Linked DNA regions of Homo sapiens: all the other regions are linked to region 2. The links are chromatin contacts, found by Hi-C or POLR2A ChIA-PET in ENCODE. All regions are on one chromosome and are shown on one strand. The core of a region is the stretch at or near the end of the contact, and the rest is flanking DNA. Distances in the headings are between cores, read along the strand shown.

What was found. A loop is a pair of places that touch in the nucleus more often than their neighbours do. ChIA-PET counts read pairs that join two places held with the same protein, here RNA polymerase II (POLR2A). Pooled maps may share reads with other maps.
Region 1: a pooled map shows a loop between it and region 2 (3-fold over the local background). The contact joins the enhancer-like site here to the promoter of ESYT3 in region 2. A Hi-C loop is called at or near these places in 1 of 168 maps with a recorded cell type or tissue (psoas muscle) and 1 of 50 pooled maps. POLR2A ChIA-PET finds 5 or more read pairs at or near these places in 4 of 52 experiments (HCT116, PC-9, RWPE1 and 1 more).
Region 3: a map of sigmoid colon shows a loop between it and region 2 (4-fold over the local background). The contact joins the enhancer-like site here to the promoter of ESYT3 in region 2. A Hi-C loop is called at or near these places in 2 of 168 maps with a recorded cell type or tissue (heart left ventricle and sigmoid colon) and 5 of 50 pooled maps. POLR2A ChIA-PET finds 5 or more read pairs at or near these places in 1 of 52 experiments (RWPE1).

The regions. Positions count from the first base shown.
Region 1 is chr3:138,491,451-138,495,745 of GRCh38, reverse strand. CEP70 (centrosomal protein 70) reads left to right here. Exons shown (of 18, transcript NM_024491.4): 18 at 670-1,402. The coding sequence ends at 731. Among named protein-coding and RNA genes, the nearest start is that of ESYT3, 59 kb to the right of the region's middle. Within about 2 kb of position 1,330, at least 4 of the 41 ENCODE cell types and tissues checked have a DNase peak (open chromatin) inside an H3K27ac peak, as active enhancers do; they include psoas muscle, where a contact is called at or near this core.
Region 2 is chr3:138,432,119-138,435,913 of GRCh38, reverse strand. It overlaps ESYT3 (extended synaptotagmin 3), which reads right to left and starts at 1,298. Exons shown (of 23, transcript NM_031913.5): 1 at 789-1,298. The coding sequence starts at 1,115.
Region 3 is chr3:138,468,162-138,472,211 of GRCh38, reverse strand. It overlaps ESYT3 (extended synaptotagmin 3), which reads right to left. Exons shown (of 23, transcript NM_031913.5): 12 at 4,018-4,050; 13 at 3,495-3,557; 14 at 3,331-3,393; 15 at 2,708-2,776; 16 at 2,066-2,152; 17 at 1,186-1,335. Among named protein-coding and RNA genes, the nearest start is that of ESYT3, 36 kb to the right of the region's middle. Within about 2 kb of position 1,316, at least 6 of the 41 ENCODE cell types and tissues checked have a DNase peak (open chromatin) inside an H3K27ac peak, as active enhancers do.

The DNA.
Region 1 (4,295 bases), core at 81-2,580, 60 kb before region 2:
CAAGTAGCTGGGATTACAGGTGCCCACTACCACACCCAGCTAATTTTTGTATTTTTAGTAGAGGTGGGTTTTCACCGTGTTGGCCAGGCTGGTCTTAAACTCCTGACCTCAGATGATCTTCCCGTCTCGGCCTCCCAAAGTGCTGGGATTATAGGCATGAGCCACTGCACCCAGCTGGCAGATACCTTTCATCTTAGAGTGATCCACTACTAAGAAATCTTCCCAAGAAAATTAAAGAGGACAAGACTGTTCTATGAGAAGAAATTCCTAAGTCCTCACGTGGAGACCTAGGGAGGAGACGCCTCTACCTGGGATTTCATCATGTAGATGCACCCGTGTAGTGATACAGATCTAATGAGACACTAACATATCACACATGTGGGCAGTTGGATCTGTTAATAAGGACATGCTGCTAATGAAGTTAATACTAGAATCAGAGGGTACTTGTGGGTATGTGGTAACTTATATAAACAGAGCCCCTGTGAAGCATCTGTATCCGAATCAGTGATAATCTATCATCACTATCGGAGAAAAACTTCATGTGCACAAAAGCACCAGTATTATTGCCTTTATGTTTGGGGTTTGCCTTTGCATATAGGTTCTTGTTTCATGTGAGTTTACCACTAGAAAAAGTTACTCTCTTTTATTATTACTGTTTTTGTATTACAGAAATTGATGACTTGGATGCCATTGTACCTGCAGTAAAGAAATTAAAAGTACTTTCATACTGAAAACAAATCAAATCATTTTTACTGTGTAAATTGTATTCTTAACATTTTGTATTTTGTAGGATTGATCTTATTTTGAGACAAGGGTTGTAAAATGTATTTGCTCTCAGAATTCATCCCCTTCTTAGTATTAGGTCATTCTTCATCTGTATAATTTTTATTAACTTTGAGATTCTTATACAGAAAATAGTTGCAAGGGTAAGGTAATTAACTTTAGATCCCTTCATTTCTAAAGCAATTATTGAGTGCTTAAAATTTAAGGTTGTTTTAGAGTGGAGTTTGTGAGTAAAAGAGGAGCCCAGGGAGACAGATTGCAAGTAGTAGGTTGCAATCTTTTAGATTCAGCTTGTAATAATCTTTGAGCCACACCAAAAGGAATGCCAAGGGCTCTCTAAATTTAGCCAGTAGGAAGCTACTGCTCTCCTGGCAAGGATTAATTGGCACATTCTGTTAAGATATCCCTCATGACAGTTGCCCTTTCAAAGCAGGAGGAAGAAAAGGAAGAAAGAAAAACTGTTTCATCATTTCTGTTAGGGTAGGAAATGAATCATAGGGTAAAATGGATGAGTAGATAGAAGTCTCTCATTTAAAAAGTGTCTTTTGCAATCTTGATGTAATGCACTTTTTATAAGGACTTGAGATCTCAAATAAAATTTCTGTAAAGAATTTCCAAACATAAGTGTCCTCAGTGATGCTTGTATATTACTGACAAATAATGAGTCATATTCTCTTCCTAGGCTGAACCTTCCTTGGGCAACTTGTACATCCTTGCTGCATTTTATGTAAGAGTACTTTACTTGCTGCCTTCTGTTTATTCTGTATTCTCAATATGCAGTCACGTTTTCTTAAGGGTCAGCGTTCTGCCTCATACCCATAAGTACAAGTCACTTTGGACTATTCTTCCCCACTTTTATAAGCAGCAGGTCTAGGAAGATTTCTCTGTCATTCTTGTTGGTGGGCATATAGAATATTATAACACATTTCCAGGAAGCAGCATGGTGGAATGGTGAGTAAATGTCAGCAAACAAGCATCCACATCCTTGGTGTTATGACCTTAGGGATCAGACGTAAGATAATAGGCTCCTTCTAGATTTAAAATTCTTTGTCATGATAGCCTGCAGTTACATTTCTAAACACTAACTTACAATTTGTGGAAGACCTTGTGTCTTGAGGGTTGGGTACAAAAAGCATTTGGATATTCAATAATGTAAATACTATGAATTGATTAAATTATTCCAAGAAATTGATGGCAGGGCAAGATGGCAGAATAGAAGCCTACACTATTGATTCCCACTGCAGGAACACCAACTTTTAACAACTATCTACACACAGAAAAGCACCATCACAAGAACCAAAAATCAGGTGAGCAATCACAGTATTGGTTTTAACTTCATATTGCTGAAAGAGGCATTGAAGAGGGTTAGAGAGATAGCTTTGAATCACTGATGCCACCCCTCCCTGACCCCCTGGCAGTGGCTGCACTGTGGGGTCTGAGTCTGTGTGCTTGGGGGAGGGAGAGCACAGCAACTGGGGCACTTCACATTGAACTCAGTGCTGCCTTGTCATAGTGGAGAGTAAAGCCATGCTGGGCTAAGCCAGCGCAAATGCATGGAGGGAGCATTTGGACCAGACCTAGCCAGAGTGGAATTGTCCATTCCAGCTATCAGAACTTGAGTTTCTTGGCAAGCCTTGCCACCGTGGGCCAAAGTGCTCTGGGGTCCTAGGTAAACTTGAAAGGCAGTCTAGGACACAAAGATTACAGTTAATTCCTAGGCATCTCCTAGTGCTGGATGGGCTCAGAGCCGGAGGACTAGGGTGACACATGACTTAGGGAGACACCAGCCAGTGCAGCTAAGGGAGTTCTTGCACCACTCCTCCCCCAACCCCAGGCAGGCAGCAATGAAAGTGACTCCTTGCTTCTGCTTAAGGAAAGGAAAGCAAAGAGTAAAGAGGACTTTGCCTTGCATCTTGGATACCAGCTTAGCCACAGTAGGTTAGGGCACTGGGTAGAGTCGCAAGGCCCCCATTCCAGCCCCTAGCTCATGAACACTTCTAGGCACACCTTGGGTCAATAGGGAAGCCACTGCCTTGAAGGGCAGGACCTTGTTCTGGCAGGATTCATCACCTACTGACTAAAGAGTCCTTGGGCTGTGAATTACTAGCAGCAATACCCAGATAGTATGCTGTGGGCCTTGGGCTCTGAGACATGCTGACTTCAGGTGTGACCTAGCACATTCCCAACTGTGGTGGCTATGATGAAAAACTCCTCTTGTTTGAGAAAAGCAGAGGGAAAAGTAAAGGGGACTTTGTCTTTTCATCTTAGGTACCAGCTCAGCCACAATAGAGCTTTTGGGGTCCCTGAGGCTTTTGGGGTCCCTGAATCCAAGCCTAGTCTCTTGGACAGCATTTCTGGACCCTGCCCTGGGTGCCCACTGCCCTTCAGGGTGAGTCCCAGGCCTGGCAGCATTCACCACAAGCTGGCTGAGGAGCCTTTGGGCTTTAAGTGAACATCGGTGGTGGCCTAGCAGAACCTCCTGTGTGCCAGTGGTAGTGGTGGCCACAGAGAGAAGCCCCTCTGCCAGAGGAAAGGGGAAGGAAGAGCAGGAAGGACTTCATATTGTGATTTGAGTGCCAATTTGGCCACAGTAGAATAGAACATCAGGCAAAATTGTATGGTTTTTGACTCTAATCCCTGGCTCCCAGACAGCATCTCTGTACTTGCCCAGGGCCTGGGGAAACCTGACACCCTGAAGGGAAAGACACAAACTTAGTTGGCTTTGCCACCTGCTGATTGTAGAACTCTAGGGCCTTGAGTGAATGTAGGTGGTGGTCAAGTAGTGGTTATGGTGGGCCGTGGGCAAGACCAAGTGCTATGCTGGCTTCAGGTCTGATCCAATGCAGTCCCAGTGGTGGTGGCCATAGTGGGAGAGAGAGAGAGGTAGGTGGTGGTCAAGTAGTGGTTACAGCAGGCCTTGGGCAAGACCCAGTGCTGTGCTGGCTTCAGGTCTAATCCAATGCAGTCCCATTGGTGGTGGCCATGGTGGGGCAGGGTGGCGGTGGGGGGTGGCTGGGAGAGATCAACAGTAGAGTTTTTATTTTATTTTTGCTTGTTTATGCAATCAGTGTTGTCATCAGTTTAAAATAATGAATTATAACTTGCAGTAAGCCTTTCAGTAACCTCAAATCTAAAAATATACAATGGATTAAAAAAATATAAAAAACAAGAAATTAAATCATACCACCAGAGAAAACCACCTTCACTAAAAGAAAGACAGGGAGGCAGGAAAGAGGGAAAAGAAGACTACAAAACAACCAGAAAACAACAAAATGGCAGGAGTAAGTCCCTACTTATCAGTAATAACATTGAAGGTAAATGGACTAAACTCTACAATCAAAATACAAAGAGTGGCTGAATGGATGAAGAAACAAGACCCAATGATCTATTGCTTGCAAGAAACACATTTAGCCTATAAAGATGCATATAGACTGAAAACAAAGGGATAGAAAAAGATATTCCATGCTATTAGAAACAAATAAAGCAGGAGTAGCTATAATTATATTAGACAA
Region 2 (3,795 bases), core at 49-2,548:
CGGAACACCCCTCTTGCCGGTGTTTCCCAAGCTCACCTAATCATAAGAATCACCCAGGATACCTCTGTGCCACCCTGGGAGTTATGCAATGGGGCCCAGAACTTGGGTTTTGTTAGGTAAGCCAGGACCAGAAGCGTTTGAGGAATCGTAGTGCCGCCCATGCCGCCCCAGGAGATGGGTTTGTCGGGGCAGTGTGCGTGTGCCGGCATCCCTATCCGGCGGAGGGAGGGAGGGAAGGAGGCCCGGGGCCCGGCGCCGTCGGTCTCCCAGCCGTACCCGCCACTCCACCTCCAGCCCCGCGGAGCCCTCCCCCTACCGCAGTCCAGGCCTCGGCCGAAAGCAACTGGGCCCGCCGTTTCTGTCACTGCGGTATTTGCCCATCTACGTTTTGCGTCCGGCGTTCGTTCTCTGAATCAACAGGCGGGTGGAAGAAATGCCTTCTGATTCCAACCCGAGTAAGTCTGCGAAGTCCCAGACGCCCTTGTTTTTCTCCCGGGTGTGGTCTGCCCGTGACTCTTCTCTCGAGCTCTGGGGCCTTAAATGAAACCCAAGTTCCCCACTCCCACCGCAGTCGGACCAGAGGTGGACGTGAGGGTGCTGCGCGCCGCGGGAGGGGCGGTCACCGTCCCCAGGGTCTGCGCCCCGGGAGCGGTGGGGAACGGGGTGTGCAGGTCGCCGGGCTCCCGCCCTGCCTCGGGTTTGCGCGCACCAGCTCCCCGCTGACCGCAAGTTCCTCCGAACCTCGAAAGGCATCTCCCCACCTCCCACTCCCACCCGGCTTGGCTCACCCAGGCTGGCAGGTGCTGGCCCCGCAGCTCGCGGCTGATGAACTCGCGTTCATTGTCAAGGAATTCGAAGGCGGCGGCCAGGCGCCCAAGCTTCCCGCGGCGGTTCCTGCGCCACCACATCCACAGCAGGGCGCCGAGCAGCAACCAGGTTATGCTGAGCCCCAGGTAGCCAGCTAGGTAGACAGGCCCCAGGTAGAACAGCACGCGCACCACGAAGGTACAGAGCTCGGGCAGCAGCTGGCTGGACAGGCGCAGCTCGGGGCCCGGCGTGCGCTGGGCTCCCAGGGCGCTGGGGGCCCCGGGGGCGCAGGGCTCCTCTGCTCGCATCTCGTCGCCGCAGTCTTGCCCTTCCCGAGAGCTTCACCCGAGCTTAGGTCCGCATGCCCCCACGCCCATGCGCATCTGTCTCCCAAGCTCGAGGACCAGGACGCCGCGCCCCCTTGCCCTGCTGGGACTCTCGGCGCGCCGAGCTCAGGGTTCTCTGCGACGGAGAGCAGCGCCTGGAAATGCACCGCGCCGCGCCGCGCCGCCCCAGTTCTCGGCTCCAGTGAGTCCGCAGCTCCGGAAGTCTCCGCCCTAGAGGGGCGGGCCGCCCGCCTGGCTCCTGCCCGCTCTAAAGAGCAACCAGCCGGTGAGCTCGGCCTCCGACCCCAGCACGTGGCGCAGGCGTCAGCCGGAGGTGTGCACTCGCCAGTCCGGGTGGACCAAGTGCTGCCCTAGGTGGTTAATGACTCACCAACACCTGTGTACAACTGGCTTATCATGGATAAACATCACCTAAAACCTGTTTCCTACACGCGGTCTATAATACACAGTATAGTCTGGACTCAGCTGGCATTCGAGGCCCTCCCTGGACAGGCTCAGCCAGGCCTCCCCAGCCTCAGGTCCTGCGTCCCGGCCCTCCAACTGGCCCCTAGAGCCTGCAACGCTGCCAGCTCCTCTGGCATCTGTAAAGCTTGGACCTAGCCCCCAGCCTCACCAAGCCGAGCTCAGGGCCCCTCCTGCGCGCCACAAAACCCTCTGCCCCTCTCTCCCCATCCTCTCTTCTAGGTGTCTGTTTGGATCGTCATTCCCTGCATCATCAGACGGGGAACTTCCGGGGACCGGCCCGTCTTGGCCATCTGTGGGGCGCCCAACAAGGGCAAGCGACCGGCGAATAAAAGGAAAGATGAAGAGGAAGCCCCGAGGTGCCTGAGAGTCAATGGTGAAGCCCATGGTTTCTAACCCTTTAATGATCAGAGCAGGTGGAGCTCCGAATCTCTTAAGTTCGGATAGTAAATCGTCTTGCGGATAGCATATATTTCAGACGGCCACATGAAAGGGCTCACATCAATTACTGGAATGTGATTTTGGAGTTGACAAATGTACCAGAGTGATTTGGAATGACTCTACTGTTTCAACAGCTTTATCGAAAGGCTGGAGCCGATGGATAGCAATCAAAATATTCTCTTTCCTTTTCTCTCTCTCCCTCCCTCCCCCCTCCCCACCCCGCCCCGGTCTCCCGTTCTCGTTCTGACTCTTGCTCTGTCACTCTCTTTTTCTCTCTCTGGCTTTATCCTCTCTCTTGGATAAAATTACTTACTGCAATGAGTTTTTTCAACAATACGTGAGTTCCTGGTGGTCAGAATACCTGGACCCTTCTCTATTGTTCTTGGCTTTCCAGGACTCAGCCAAAACAGAGGCTTAAAGTCCCCCAACTTAACATTCTCCCAGTGTAGCCTGGGAAATCAACGGAAGAAATGCTGCTCGCTGGAGTTCCTTCTTGAGAGTTGCATGTACACAGTCCTAGTAAAGGCTCTGAGAAGTCCTTCAGACAAAAAGTTATTAAATTCTATTTAACCCAGTGTTTCCCAGATTATTTGACCACAGAATTCTTTCCTCAAAATATTTCTCTATTGGTTAACCCAGGTCTGCTGAAGCAAAAGAGAGTGTAGGCTAGGGATACTGGGAATTCTCCTGGAAGCTGAGGCAGAATGTGTCTGGCTCTCAGGATGGATGGACCAGGAAACTAACTGCCAGAACTGCGCTCCTCATCCTTGTGGCCCTCCCTGCTGACCTGCCTGTCTGGTTGAAGTGCAGAACACAGCACTTTCCCCCCAACATCCAGAGATGGAGGACACAGGTCTCACCAATCCAGAGAGACTGCCTTGACCCTTATCCTGTCCCAATTCCAAACCCCTTGGAGACAGGATCCTGCTGAATCTGTCATCCCCTTCATCCTTCACACACAGCAAGTCCACACCTCAACCTGGGCTAGTTTGGGAGGGGGTGTGGAAGGTAGTGAGTTTGTGGGGGGATTACTAGAGAAAGGAAGGTTGTTGGTTTGTGAACTGGATGGACACCCACTGAGACAGATGCCCAGCCTGAGACGACCTGTGGGACATTGCCATCCCCAGCTGCATCGCCTTTCTTTCCTTGAACACATCAAGCTCATTTATGCTGCAAGGCTTTTGTACTTGCTGTTCTCTCTACCTGGAATGTTCCTCTTCTAAAACTTCTCCAAAGTACGTTAGGGTGATGGGATTATGATTTCACCCCCCTCCTTTTTAAAGTTATTTTATTTTTTATTTTATTTTATTTATTTTTTGAGATGGAGTCTCACTCTGTTGCCCCATCTGGAGTGCAGTAAGGCAATCTCAGCTCACCGCAACCTCGGCCTCCCAGATTCAAGCGATTCTCCTGCCTTAGCCTCCTGAGTAGCTAGGATTATAGACACTTGCCACCATGTCCAGATAATTTTTGTATTTTTGGTAAAGATGGAGTTTTGCCATGTTGGCCAGGCTGGTCTCGAACCCCTGACCTCAATCCACCCACCTCAGCCGCCCAAAGTGCTGAGATTACAGGCGTGAGCCACTGTGCCTGCCCCCCCCCACTTTTAAAACCTTATTTGTCATTAAATTACTCTCACAAATTAAATATATGAGAACATTGAGAATATGGCATTGAAAACTCTATACCCTACCTGGGATGGAATCTGTGCCTAGAACACTGGAGACTTTATTTCCCT
Region 3 (4,050 bases), core at 67-2,566, 36 kb before region 2:
TATTCTGAAAAACTTGTTAGAAATGCCAAATAAAATGAAGCAAACATCCTTTGAAATGCATAGCCAAATTCACAAGAAAATAAGGATAATTCTGTTAAAAAAAGAAAAAATCTGAAAAATAAGTTAAGCTTTCCTAGGGTTGTATATCAACCTTGGAATTCAGGGAGTTAGAAGAGGCTGTGAGGCTAGGAGCTGAAGGGAAGACCCATGAAGGTGGGATCTCTTTAGTTAAAAAAGTAGTTTAGGATAAAAATTATTCGGCCTACCAGCAAAGACTGATGACAAGAACATGTGTTTGCCACAGCCTGTACTCTGGTTGAGGGGATAAAGTCTTTCCTAATAACATGGCACCTCATAGGCCTGTCCTCATATGAATTTTGAGTATAAATATGAGCTACCTATGGGATCTTGAAACCCAAAGTTAAGAAATATACACAAAAATGGACTCAAGTTTGTAATGCACCTGAGGTACTGAGCTGCAGCAAAAGCAGAAGCTCCTTGGAAGAGAACAACCTCGATCCAGGTCATAAAGGAACACTGAACATATGTTTGCAATCCAAGTTATAAAACAGAAATGAGTCACCATCAAAAAGCATCAACAGACAAAACAAACATCAAAATTTAACTCCCAAGATCTTCAAATAATAGAACATACATATTAATACATTGTAACATATTTTCAAATGACCAAAGATGGAATATAAACATGAGAAGATAATAAAATTCTATGAGAAAATACCAAATAGATTTGGAAAAGATAAAAATAGAAATGAAAAACCACCATTGAAAAAACTATGAACAGGTTAAACAGCAAACTAGGCATAGCCAAAGAATTAGTGGCCTGGAAGATAGCTCTTGAGAGAATTAGAATGTACCACCATGAATACAGAGAAGGGAAATATTTAGTTGAGGTCAAGAGACATGGAGGATAGATGAGAAGGTACATTATAGAAAATTCTAGAGAGAGGAATTTAAGAAGAATGGAGGAGAGGCAATATTTGAAGAGCCTGTATCTCTTTGAATATTGACTTGCTCCCATTCAGTATTTCAAAATTGATGAAAAACATGAATCCATCTCCTGGCTTCTTCCAGGCACACAGCAGGTGCTTAGTGCTGGGGCAGTACACCTTGCTCCATTGCCAGAGCTCTATTCCTCCCCTCCCCCAGGGGACCGGAGAGATTTACCCGAAGCACCAGCCTCATGGAGATGAGGCTGTCCAGGCCTGAGTGGTCCAGCTGAAAGCGCTGCTCAAGAGTGAGGTCAGCATAGGGGAGGATCTGGCACAGGGGGACCTCCAGCATTCCCAGAGCACACTCCTGGTCATCATCAAGCACCTGGGCAGTGGTCCAGTCACAAAACAAGAGGATAACCAAGCCCCACCACTCCACTACTAGTATCTGAGCCCCAGCCAAGTTTGGGTTTACTTCAGTCTGTACTGTGCTTCTATGGGCATCTGGTCCTATTCTGAAAACTAGAATGGGATCAGGCCAGACCTGGTCCTTGTCTTCTGTCAGGGAAGATAGTGACTCAGAGTAGAGGCAATTATGATCTGTATGAGCTAGTCTGTCAAATGCCCAGAGCCAGGGGGCTTTGGGGACTGATGAGCTGTGCTGCTCTCCAGGCAGGGCTCAGGGCCCTAAAAGATCCCAGCTCCACCACTTGTTGGTCATGAGATCTTGGACAAGACATTGTTTTTGCCTCTCTTTGCTTACTCTACAGATCTTTTGTGAAGATTAAATGAAACATATATTTTTTAAAGTACACCATTATTAATGTCCTGTGTAGATAGGCTGCTCTGGGTACTGTGTAGCAAATATAAAGACCCTTTTGCAGGGAAAGTCAAGGGACTTGAGGATTTATCCTCCCACATCCCCCTATACAGTGACCTCAGGCACTAGCCTTAAGGAGATGAGGCCTTGTGGGGCCTCAGTGTCCTCTCTTACATACAAGGGGCTGACTTTAAACGCTGCCAGGAGAACCTGCTCAAGGTGCACTTCAAGCTTCCCAGCCCGCCTGGCTTAAAAACCTCTTAACTCTGTTTCAAGAGCCCTTCTTCCATCAAACCTTCAGATGGAGCCGCTCAGTGGCCACATTGTGCACAAAGAAGGAGAACACCTGGCTCCACACAGGGTCCTTGTTGTGGGGACAGGTCTGGGAACAGAAGAGGGAGAGATCATTGAAGGGTTAGGTTGGGCAGAGCTGGATACCGGCACCCTCTGCTATCACTCTGGCCACCAGGTACCATTGGGAACCTTACCTATATGCCCTGGGATCAGACCCAAACACGCTACAGCTAGTGGGAGGCACTAGGACGGGACAACACTCAAAGGCAGGGAGTGGTTTGCCAGGAATTTTTACGGGGGAGCTGAAAATCATATTGGCCTTAGAGCTCACTTCAGGAGAGGAGAGGCCAACAGGATTTCTGCTGCTGGACTGAGAAAATTCATGATTGGTGGAAAGGACATGGGCTTCAGAACCATGCCCAAGCTTGAACCCTAGTTCTGTGTCCTTGGTCAAGTCATTTATCTCTGATCCTCAGATTCTTGAATTATAAAACTATTTTGTGAGGTTATTCTGAAGACTAAATAACATCAAGTGCCTACTAGGCATTCACCATAAGTTAATTCCCCTCCCTTTTGCCTCTCTCCCTGAGAAGGGCTGGGTCCTTGTTTCCTTACCCCAGGGCTACACACCAAGCTGTCTTACCTTACTTGTATGTGTCTTCTTGCCTACAGATAGTTTGACATAGGAAGAAGGGTCTTTGCTGACCTTGTTCTGTGAGGAATCAAATCCATAACAGTGAAGGTGGCATAGTCAATATCAGCTTGAGACAGTCCTACCCCCAACCCCCAGGAGCATCTGGGGGAACTGGGGCCACCCAGTTACTTCTCTTTGAGAGAAAGCTACTCTAATGCCCCAGTCCCCCTGGGCTGTCATTACTGTGCGAGCCCCAGGACAGGACCAACCCCAGAAAGCAGTTCCAAGTTAAAAGACCAGAAGCCAGAGCTGGGCCTGGCCAGGCACAGGCTCTCGTTCCCTGGGGCTATGAAAACAGTGTGGAATCTGGCTCCTCCTCTTAGCTGTGTGACCCAGAAAATGGTAATAAAAATGAATGACACAGTCATCATGAGACTCAGGGATAACAAATGTGGGGGATGAGTTGCCAAGCCTAGTGCCTGGCACACAGTAGACTCCACAATCAGCACCTCTTGTTATCCCCAGGCTGTGTGTGCACAGACTGTGGCCCAGAAGACATGGGGTTGTGGTTACTCTGGGGAGAGAAGCTGTGATTTGCCCTCCCTGGAGTTTTTAGCCACATACTCACTCACTCTGGCAAACCTGGAGAGTTTTTTGGCTCGATATTCACCATTCAGGTAGTCAAAAGGGTTTCTCTGCAGCACAGGAATAACGGGGTTAAAGCAACACAGGACAATTTGAAAGTGATGGGCACTTTGTTGCGTTTGTGTGACACTCTGGACATGTCGCCACTCACCGGCAAGTTGCAGGCACTCTCCAAGAAGACCACGAGAATGGCAGTGGAAAGGCCACCATGGTCCTGCAAACAGACACAGACCCTCACTGGGTACTCCCAGCAGCAGGACACAAAGACTGATTTTGGAGAAGCCTACTCATGGCAGAAGAAAGCCAGCTAGCCTTCACACTCCAGACTAGCTGCCGGAGGACCTCTCACAACCTAGCATTTTGTTGAGGTTAAGACTATAACTGGTGCATGACAGATTCAAGTTAGACACTGAGTGGATTTCCCTATGAACTGGGAGGACAGGCATTGACACAGAGTTCTAAGGACCCCATCATCTAAAGATGATGGAGATGCTCAGAGGACATTTGCTGAGAGCTATCAGGAGCTGCCCTGTGTGGAGACGGGCTGAGTGACATGTTCTTCAGGAGGTGAGCAAGAAGGGGGCATCATCTCCCACCCTTCCTCCACCTGCACACACCTGGCACGTGTGCTCCTCCACCTTTCTGCAAGGGAGCCCTTGACACCCCACACTCACCTCAGTCAGAACTTCTTGGTCAGTAAGCAATGA